Regions from separate parts of the Homo sapiens genome. Here region 1 is linked to region 2. Evidence: read pairs that join two places in POLR2A ChIA-PET (ENCODE). Cell type or tissue: MCF 10A. All regions are shown on one strand. Each heading gives the region's core, and the rest is flanking DNA. Links, peaks and the distances in the headings are about the cores only.

Region 1 (4,401 bases), core at 197-4,196, 58 kb after region 2:
TGGGAAAAACTTATTGAGTAGACACTTGATATTCACAAGGAATGGATCCTGAGATCTTTGCAAATTCCTAATCCTAGCACTTTTCTAAATATTATCCTTATCTGGAGCCAGGGTTTTCCAGTGCATAGCCTTAATACTCCAAATCTATTGCCTGTTTGACTCTCATACCTGATCTCCCACCTAGTAGCTGTTTTTCCAGGAAATTCCTACGCAGGCTCTGATTTGAGATTGCTCATAAGCAGCTGAAATGACTGTTGTTAACTTAGTGAATGCCAGGGATCTGCTGTGACTGCTAGAGTCCAATCCAATTAGACAGTAGTATGAAGTGCCTGGTAGGAGTCAGATACATGTCATGTTAGCTGACACAGCAGGGAACCAAAAAGTATAATTCCTTCTCTCATAAGATTTGCATCTGGTAGGAAAGAGAGCCATTCACAGGGTTGGTTGTGAATTATGAGTGCTTTCAAGGGCTCTGTGGTCCCCAAGTTCCTCCACCCCCTGCTTACCTGAAACATCAACCACTCCAACTGCTCAGGGGTTTCTGGAGGAGTATGCATTAAGTGAGTTAAGACATTTATGCTTGCTTCATCCCCACATTCAGATCCCTGCCTTGGCTCCTACTCCCTCACTCTTACATGCCAGCCCCTTTGCTAATCTGTGAGCACATGTTGCTATCTCAGGGCATTTGCACTTGCCCCTCTGCCCACAATGAAGCCCCATTCCCGCGGTCACAGGTTCAAGGACCACATCCCCCGGAGGTTTCTGTAGCTATCCTATCAGATAAAGCAGCCTCTGTTACTCTCTAACCCCTCACTCTGCTTTATTTTTCCTCATAGCCCTTACAATTACTTGACATGTTATTATATATCACTCTTGATAATGAGAATAGATCATCCAAGAGAGTTGAAACTTGTCTTTTTCACTGTTGTGTCCCCAATTCCAAGAACAGAGCCTGGAACAGTAGGTTCTCAGTAAACATTTATTGAATGAGTAAATGAATAAATGGGTCCTGAAATACATAGACAGATGCAATGTGAATCTTTTAAGAAGAGGCTCTGAGGGATGGGCCAAAAAAATAAAAGATTTTGGCTGGGCACAGTGGCTCACACCTGTACTCCCAGCACTTTGGGATACCAAGGGGGGCAGATCACGAGGTCAGGAGCTCCAGACCAGCCTAACCAACATGGTGAAACCCCCCTCTACTAAAAATACAAAAATTAGCCAGGTGTGGTGGCACGTGCCTGTAATCCCAGCTACTCAGGAGGCTGAGGCAGGAGAATCTCTTGAACCCAGGAGGCAGAGGTTGCAGTGAGCAGAGATTGTGCCATTGCACTCCAGCCTGTGTGACAGAGCAAGACTCCATTTCAAAATTAAATAAATAAATAAAAGATTGTGATGAGAACAGGAAAAGATGCTCTCAGAGATCCACAGGCCTGAGTGTGGTACTTTTTTGGGTGGAGGGCCCTGAACTATTAGGACACAAGGAAACTGAATGCCAGGATACCAGTAGTACAAATATTACATTTTTGTAAGGTGGCACCTCTAACAATGACACCCTTTCCCTACAGCACTCAGGTTTTCCCCTCCTTTGTCTACCCGAAACTGCTTATCTCCATAACATCCAGCACTTGCTGCGGATTAGTGAGAAGGGTCCCCAGGTGTTACCCTGACAGTTGCTACAGATCAGTGGCAATGAGGAGCAACTAGAGAATGTTAGAAATTTCATCTTGAGAGGCTGGTGAGCAGAGTGGGATCTGCAAGGCAGCTGGAGTGAGGGGCTGTTCATTACCCTGGTTCTATTCAACTTATATGGGTTTCCTTCCCACTTATCTCTGCAGCCAATTCCTAGCAACTGTTTGTGGTTTTCTACTTAAAGCAATGATAGGTAACTAAAACACTGAACAAAACCCCAACTTCTAATTTCTATATGGTCACAGCTCAGTGAAATACATATCAGGGTGAAGTTATTTCTAAATATCTGGAAAGGACTTCTCACACATACACAAAATAGTTAGTGTAATGGTTAATCTTTATGAATAATTTAGTGTGGCCCGGTAGTCAGTCAAAACCTATAGTTAAAATTTTAAAATAAATCTTAGAGTCAAGACCCAAACACCAACCTCTACAAGTGTGCATTCAAGTGTAGTTTCTAATGCACATCTTACAAATGTGGGCTTATAAGTAATAATAGCCAACATTTATTGAGCACAAATTGTGTTTGCTTTGGTCTGAACTTGTTGTGTGCCAACTCTAGCACAGGTGCAAATAGCTAAGAGCTCCCTTTGCCCAAATAAGGAAGTGGAGAGCCAGAGGAAAGAGATGATTTACTGAAAGATTGCTCAATAAGCTAGTGAAGGAGTTCTGAAGAAAGGTTGGCTCTTCTGGCTCCTGATTGTTTTTGAAATCTTGACCTTGCCCTGGCAGCATTGCAACAAGGCCAAGTACAACAAGGAGAGGAATTTGCAAATAAGTATATGTGAACTTTTGTACAAATACGTGGGTAGATCATGAGAAAAAAAGAAGTTTCCTACTAGTGAAAGTAATAGAAGACAGTTTGGCAGTTTCTTATAAAACTAAACATACTCTTACCATGTAATCCCACAAGCAAGCTCTTTGGTATTTACCCAAATGAGCTGAATATTTTCCTCCACACAAAAGCCTGCACATAAATGTTTACATCATTTTTATTCATAATTGCAAAACTTGGAAGCAACCAAGATGTCCTTCAATACATGAATGAATAAATGAACTGCGATACATTCAGACAATGGAATATTATTTGGCAATAAAAAGAAAGGAGCTTTCAAGCCACAAGACATGGAGGAAATTTAAATGTATATTACTAAGTGAAAAAAGCCAATCTGAAAGGCTACATACTCTGTGATTCCAACTATATGACATTGTAGAAAAGGCAAAACTATAGAGGCAGTAAAAACAGTAGTGGTTGCCAGAGGTTAAGGAGGGATGAATGGGTGGAACACAGAGGATGTTTTAGGGCAGTGAAACTACTCTGAATAATACTATAAGAGTGGATACTTATCATTATAAGTCATTTGTCCAGACTCAAAGAACGTGCAACACCAAGGCTGAATCCTAATATAAACTATGAGCTTTGGGTGATAATGGTGTGTTCATCAATTGGTTCATCAGCTGTAACAAATGCACCACTCTGGTGGAGGATGTTGCTGAGGGAGGCTATGCATATGTGGGGACAGGGTCTATAGAAGAACTCTAACTTCTGCTCAGTTTTGCCATAAACTATTCTAAAAAAATAAAACTCATTAATTAAAAAAGTAATGGGTAGGGCTGTGGGAGTGGTGGTGAGGACAGTGGTATAACTGAGCATCACAGAAATAAAGGATATGAGAGTAGGTCCTTGCCCTCGGACTTATCCTAGAGGTAGGGAGAATGCATAAATGCACAGAATTCTTGCTCAAATCTATCAAGCACCTCCTACTTGCCTGTCACATTTACATCACACAATATCTTCACAAAAATCCTGCACTGTAATTTTGGCTCAGAGAAAATCAACGATTTTTTTCTGAAAGTCACATGACCACAAAGTGGCAAGGCCAGATTCAATTGCTGTTCAGCTGGCTCTACATCCGGTTTTCCTCTGTAACTAACTGCTGGAAAGGTAAAAGTGGTGAGTAAGGGAAAGGTTTGCTTTACTAAACACATCACGCTTCAGAATCAACTTTGTATACATGATACACAGCATGCCAATGGATGGGCTGAGTTTGTGACAAGAGGGAAAACACAAAACCACATCATCATTTATTTATTTCACCATTAAAAGAAAAATAAGAGGCTGTGAGGGAGGAGGTGATGGAAGGAATAATTAACAGAGAATCATTATTACTATCCAGAGTAATTGCCTTCCTGGAATTTCTCGTAACAAGGATGCAAGGTCATTTGTAATGGACAAACAGAGGCACACGTTCCTGGGAGTCACCCTCTCTTTGATAGCGAGGAAGGAAACCCTCGGCAGCTCTGGAGCCATGCCAGGGAAGCTTGCTGCACAGCTGGGTGCCAATATAAGGAGTGGCTTGGGCCCAGGGAAATCTATCTTGGTTCATCACAGTCACCACTTTGGCACAGGCCTCTTGACCCTTCATGTACTGGTGGGAGGACTCAAGTGGCAGGAAGATGCAGAAATGCAGGGGAACAGAGGGGAAAGTAGTGGGAGAACTCGGAGTAGAAAGCTGCATGCTTTCAGGACTGGCCTTTAGCTTCATCTCAACACTTCTGTTTTGTGGCAGCCACTCTGAGAATCTAGTTCAGCAGTATGAACTGCTTTCATAGGGCCCTTCACTACAGTTACTGAAACCTTTTTAACTTTTTATCTCAGATGTTGTTACAACAGAGTTTTCTCCACCCTTTGAATACCACCTAAGGGAC
Region 2 (4,401 bases), core at 190-4,189:
TAAAGTATAATAAAAAAAAAAAAAAAAAAAAGAAAGCCAGGCCATGAGCAGAAGCTTGTTTGACTGGAAAAGGATGGAAAATAAGGCATTAGATAAGTTATTGTTTAATGGCACTGAGCTAAAATAACCTTATGAATTTATTTTACAGGGCTGGGGATGTAGTCTTTGGATTTCGAAATATTTAAAGTTCAGATTGTCAAGCCTTCCTCTCTCCTGAATAGTACTCAAAAGGGCATGGTCAGTATTTGTTTCAGTGATTTTCCTCCCTCTGCCATACTATAGCTGTTCAATTCTTTTCTGCTGGAAATGTTCCTTCTGTGTATCTTATGCACTCAATTGGATGATGAAGTTAGTGGTATGGGGGAGCCAGTTCCCAGTGACTTGCACTAGCTCAGGAGCCCAGGCTGTGTACATCTCTTCCCAATGCTGCTTTCAGTGATGTCACATTGGCAGCTTGACATCAGCTGTGATGGAAATATTGACACCACAGAAATTGGCAAACATTACAAATCAGGGTGCTCTCCCCGCAAACACAGAAAGCTGGTGGTTCAACATTTACCAGCATACCACTGGTTATGAGTGCAATAGGCCCAACACGCTTGTTATTTCTTTCAGGTGTGCATTTCTACTTTGATCCATTATGGACTGATCTAATATTAGACATTTAGAGAAAAATTCTGTGGCCTGATTTCTAAGATCTTACAGGGTCTTTCACTTTGTCTCCAGCCCTTACAATAAAGGGCTCACTTGGGGTAAGGCTCCAGTTCCACAGGATGCTGGTCTAAGACAGGCACCTCCTGACTCTCAATATGGTATTCCCACCATACCTCTTACCAATCAAAACAATTACTTGTGGTCGGGCACGGTGGCTCACACCTGTAATCCCAGCACTGTGGGAGGCCGAGGCGGGCGGATCACGAGGTCAGGAGATCAAGACCATCCTGGCTAACACGGTGAAACCCCATCTCTACTAAAAATACAAAAAATTAGCCGGGCGTGGTTGCCGGTGCCTGTAGTCCCAGCTACTCGGGAGGCTGAGGCAGGAGAATGGCGTGAACCTGGGAGGCGGAGCTTGGGCGACAGAGCGAGACTCCGTCTCAAAAAAAAAATTACTTGCATGTAGAATTGTTCCCAGCTAGTAGGAAGGATTTCATAAAATCATTTACCCTAAGTTGCTAGCATTGACACAATGTGTTAACTTCTTTCAGATTATTTGTATTTTCCTAGTCTACAGGAAGCGTGCCAAGTGGTGAGATTTCTGGCAACCCTTCAGGCTACTGAGGGAGTTAAATAGAAGCCAGGGGCATTACTAACATTTCTTACTCTTAGGTTGGCCACCACCTAATGGCAACCCTGCTAATTAATTCTCTAAGTCTGGGGAGAAGAAATGCTGATGATAATAATAAAAATAACGATGTTTTCAGGATGTATCATTCCCTGTCCTTCCTGATAACATCGCAGGGAATTTCTCTGACTTTTGGTAACCTTCAGATAGGAGAGATAAGTTGAGAGAATGCAATCAGAATCTCTGTGACCCAAATATATGAAAGTACTTGTTGAAAAGCAAGGATTTATTGCCTGCAATTTGAGAAGACCCTAGAGATGGTCCCTCTCTTGTTTTGCAAATATACCAGTGATTACAACCAGAAAATGTACAGTAACTCAGAGGAGGGAAACTCAGGGCTCCTGTGTTCCAGGTGCACTCTCCCCTTTACATAAGCCTGCCACTTCCTCACTTGAGACTTCTATTCCCCTGGAAGTTTCCTTCCAGACGCAGTAAACAGAATACATCTGGATATGCCAAATCAGCAAGAATGCTGGAGAAACACACACTTGGTGCAGCCTAAACAAAGCCCAGAAGCTGCTGTCTGATGTTCTCAGGGACAGATGTCAGTGGCAGGCCTGGGCTGGCCTTGAGTGTGCAGGCTGCCAGGGGCGGTCTAGGCAGCTTCTGCCAGTTCTCAGACTCACCAGGACTGTTCACTGTCTCGCACTTGTTTCTTTTCAGGTTTTACAAGATTCATATGGTGTCTTTCATTTCAGTGCCTATTACTCATTTCAATGATTCAGCCGAGCCAGACAGCAAATGGACATGAGGTGTGTGGAGGAATCTACTGAAAACGGGATTGATTGGGTTTTAAGAAAGTAGGACTCAAGGCTGGATGAGGCAGCATTCTGAGAATCTTAAGTTCCCAAGGCATAATGTTCAACATTTACTGTCAAACCCAATTTCTGGCTAAGCCATTTATGCTTTCTGAATAAGCACTTTAATTTTCATTCACATCTACTCACCTTTAAAAAAATGGAAGTATGCACCAATTTTTAAAGAAATAGGACCAACCTTGGAAACTTATAATTATGAATCTTTATATTTTTATGATAGTTGATAGTTTACAAAGCTAGTTTCACTTGATCTTTACAAAAAACCCTATGGGGTGATATTTTTATTACCCACATTTTATTGATAAGGAATTAAATCTCACAAAGGTTTGAAGACTTTCCCAAAAGTGTCACAGGACAACTAAAACTAGTTAACCCCAAGGCCCTGTATCAGAATGATCACCTGCCTTTCCCCCACCAACCCACACTCACCAGGCACAGTGTCCAAGAGGCTCTGCCTCTTTCTCAATGCCATCTTTGGGTTGCCTCATCCTACCTGCAATGCTTACCTTCAAAGCAGATGCTGACAATGTGTTTGGATTTTGGAGGCTTGATTATGAGATAAAACTGAATAGTGCTGGACACATGTTGAGTTTCAGTTTTCTGACCCTTCTCTTTTGAGACTCCAGGTCCAACCCTCATCTGTACCTTCAGATTCATGGACACCACTGATGAGGTTCTGGCTTGCTTCATTTTCATTCATGACTTTGACTCCCAGACCACACTTTGATCCTGGTTCTTCCAGCGTTGATCTAGAAACATCCTAACCTCTAAGGCACCATCAAACCAATTTTGTCCAAGAAGTGTAAATATCATTGCCCACAATAGATCTAGCAACAATTAACATTTGCTGAGCACTTACCATGTGCCAAGCATGGTAAGTGATGAATGCTTTATGTTCATTAACTCATTTAATGCTCATAGCAACCCTTTGAGATAGGTACTCATAATTGTATAGATGAGAAAGCCGAGGTGAGTAACTTGCTGAAGATCACACAATAAGTGGGGAAGCCAGGATTTGTGCCTACATCATTTTGACTCTAGAGCGTGGGCTCTTAATCATTAGGAAGTACTGGCCTCCAGAAGTCATCTTACATCCACCTCCTCACAATGGATAATTGAGGATGACAAGTGGTTATAAGCACTTTCTTTGTTGAAATTTAAGCTTAAAAATTGATTTGGAGTTAGACATCAATCCATGACCTGGGGGAAAATACCTACAAAGAGAGACAATGGGAAGACTGAGAACCCATTAATGAAAAGCAAGCAGTCCACACTATATGGCTTGTAGTGTAACATTTGGACAAACACGTATTCTGTGGTGAGCTTAGGCAAGATGCTGCCCACACTGGGAAGGCAGCCAAGAATTACTGCCACCTCCACCCAAGAGGATCACCCTACTAAAGGCCACAGAGAGGACCAGCCCCCGTCAGAGACTGCTTGTAATTTCTCTCACTGTGGGAGCTTCCTAATGAATAAACAAACTAATAAAAGTATTTCTATAATTTTCTATGTGATTCAGATTCAGTGAAGCAGTAAGTCTTTGGTGCTTAATTATGCAAGATATCAAAAACACTTATTGTCCCAAATACTTTGCAGAGCAATAACATTAAAAAATAGTTCTAAGTCCTGTTTCACTGATCCAGACCTCTCTGTTTTTTCATGTATGATGCAAACTTTTAAAGAAATGAACAAAAGCCAGTCACTGGAAGCTGCTTGAATTAATGCGGATCAAGAAGAAAATGGCAACAATTCACAGTCCCCAAGCCTCATTTCAACTATTAGGATTCTCCCCTTTTAGATATTTTACAGAACTGCTAACGAGTTGTCAGTAATTACTTTATTGAGCATCTGCAAGGTGCACATCATTGTACATAGCTTGAAAATGTCAAATTGAGTTTTGTCACACCCTCTGTAAAGGCTTCCCTAATTTCCATGGTTTCGTGGTTTTTCTTCCTCTGTTCCAAGGAACATGTTATTAGTACCTTTACTGCAGCACTTACTTGTCCTTCATGTGTTACGATTGTACCATGTGTTCTCTCCACTAGGTTTTGAACTCCTCAAAGATGAAATCCATGCATTGTTCATCTCTGCAACCTTGATGTCCAAATACGTGTTTGACAGATGAACGAATGACTGAATAAATGAAGGATGGTTCACTTTGGTTCCTCCTCCCAACTACCTAGTCTGCATTTAGATCGAAGTGCTGATGCTGAGTGAGAAGACAACATTCAAAAGGCA

The links. ChIA-PET counts read pairs that join two places held together with the same protein. Peaks named below come from ENCODE experiments on the same cell type or tissue, not always from the same donor. Only the 100,000 strongest peaks of a DNase experiment are listed, where the experiment ranks them.
Region 1: POLR2A ChIA-PET joins it to region 2 with 8 read pairs; 22 of 35 experiments call an interaction of 5 or more read pairs at or near these places.

The regions. Positions count from the first base shown.
Region 1 is chr11:95,074,628-95,079,028 of GRCh38, reverse strand. No RefSeq gene overlaps it. Among named protein-coding and RNA genes, the nearest start is that of SRSF8, 9.9 kb to the right of the region's middle. In MCF 10A, for the core only: no CTCF peak of the experiment used is centred there; DNase peaks (open chromatin) are centred at 2,368 and 4,028.
Region 2 is chr11:95,132,230-95,136,630 of GRCh38, reverse strand. It overlaps ENDOD1 (endonuclease domain containing 1), which reads right to left. Exons shown (of 2, transcript NM_015036.3): 2 at 3,986-4,401. Among named protein-coding and RNA genes, the nearest start is that of LNCRNA-IUR, 16 kb to the left of the region's middle. In MCF 10A, for the core only: no CTCF peak of the experiment used is centred there; DNase peaks (open chromatin) are centred at 1,990 and 3,510.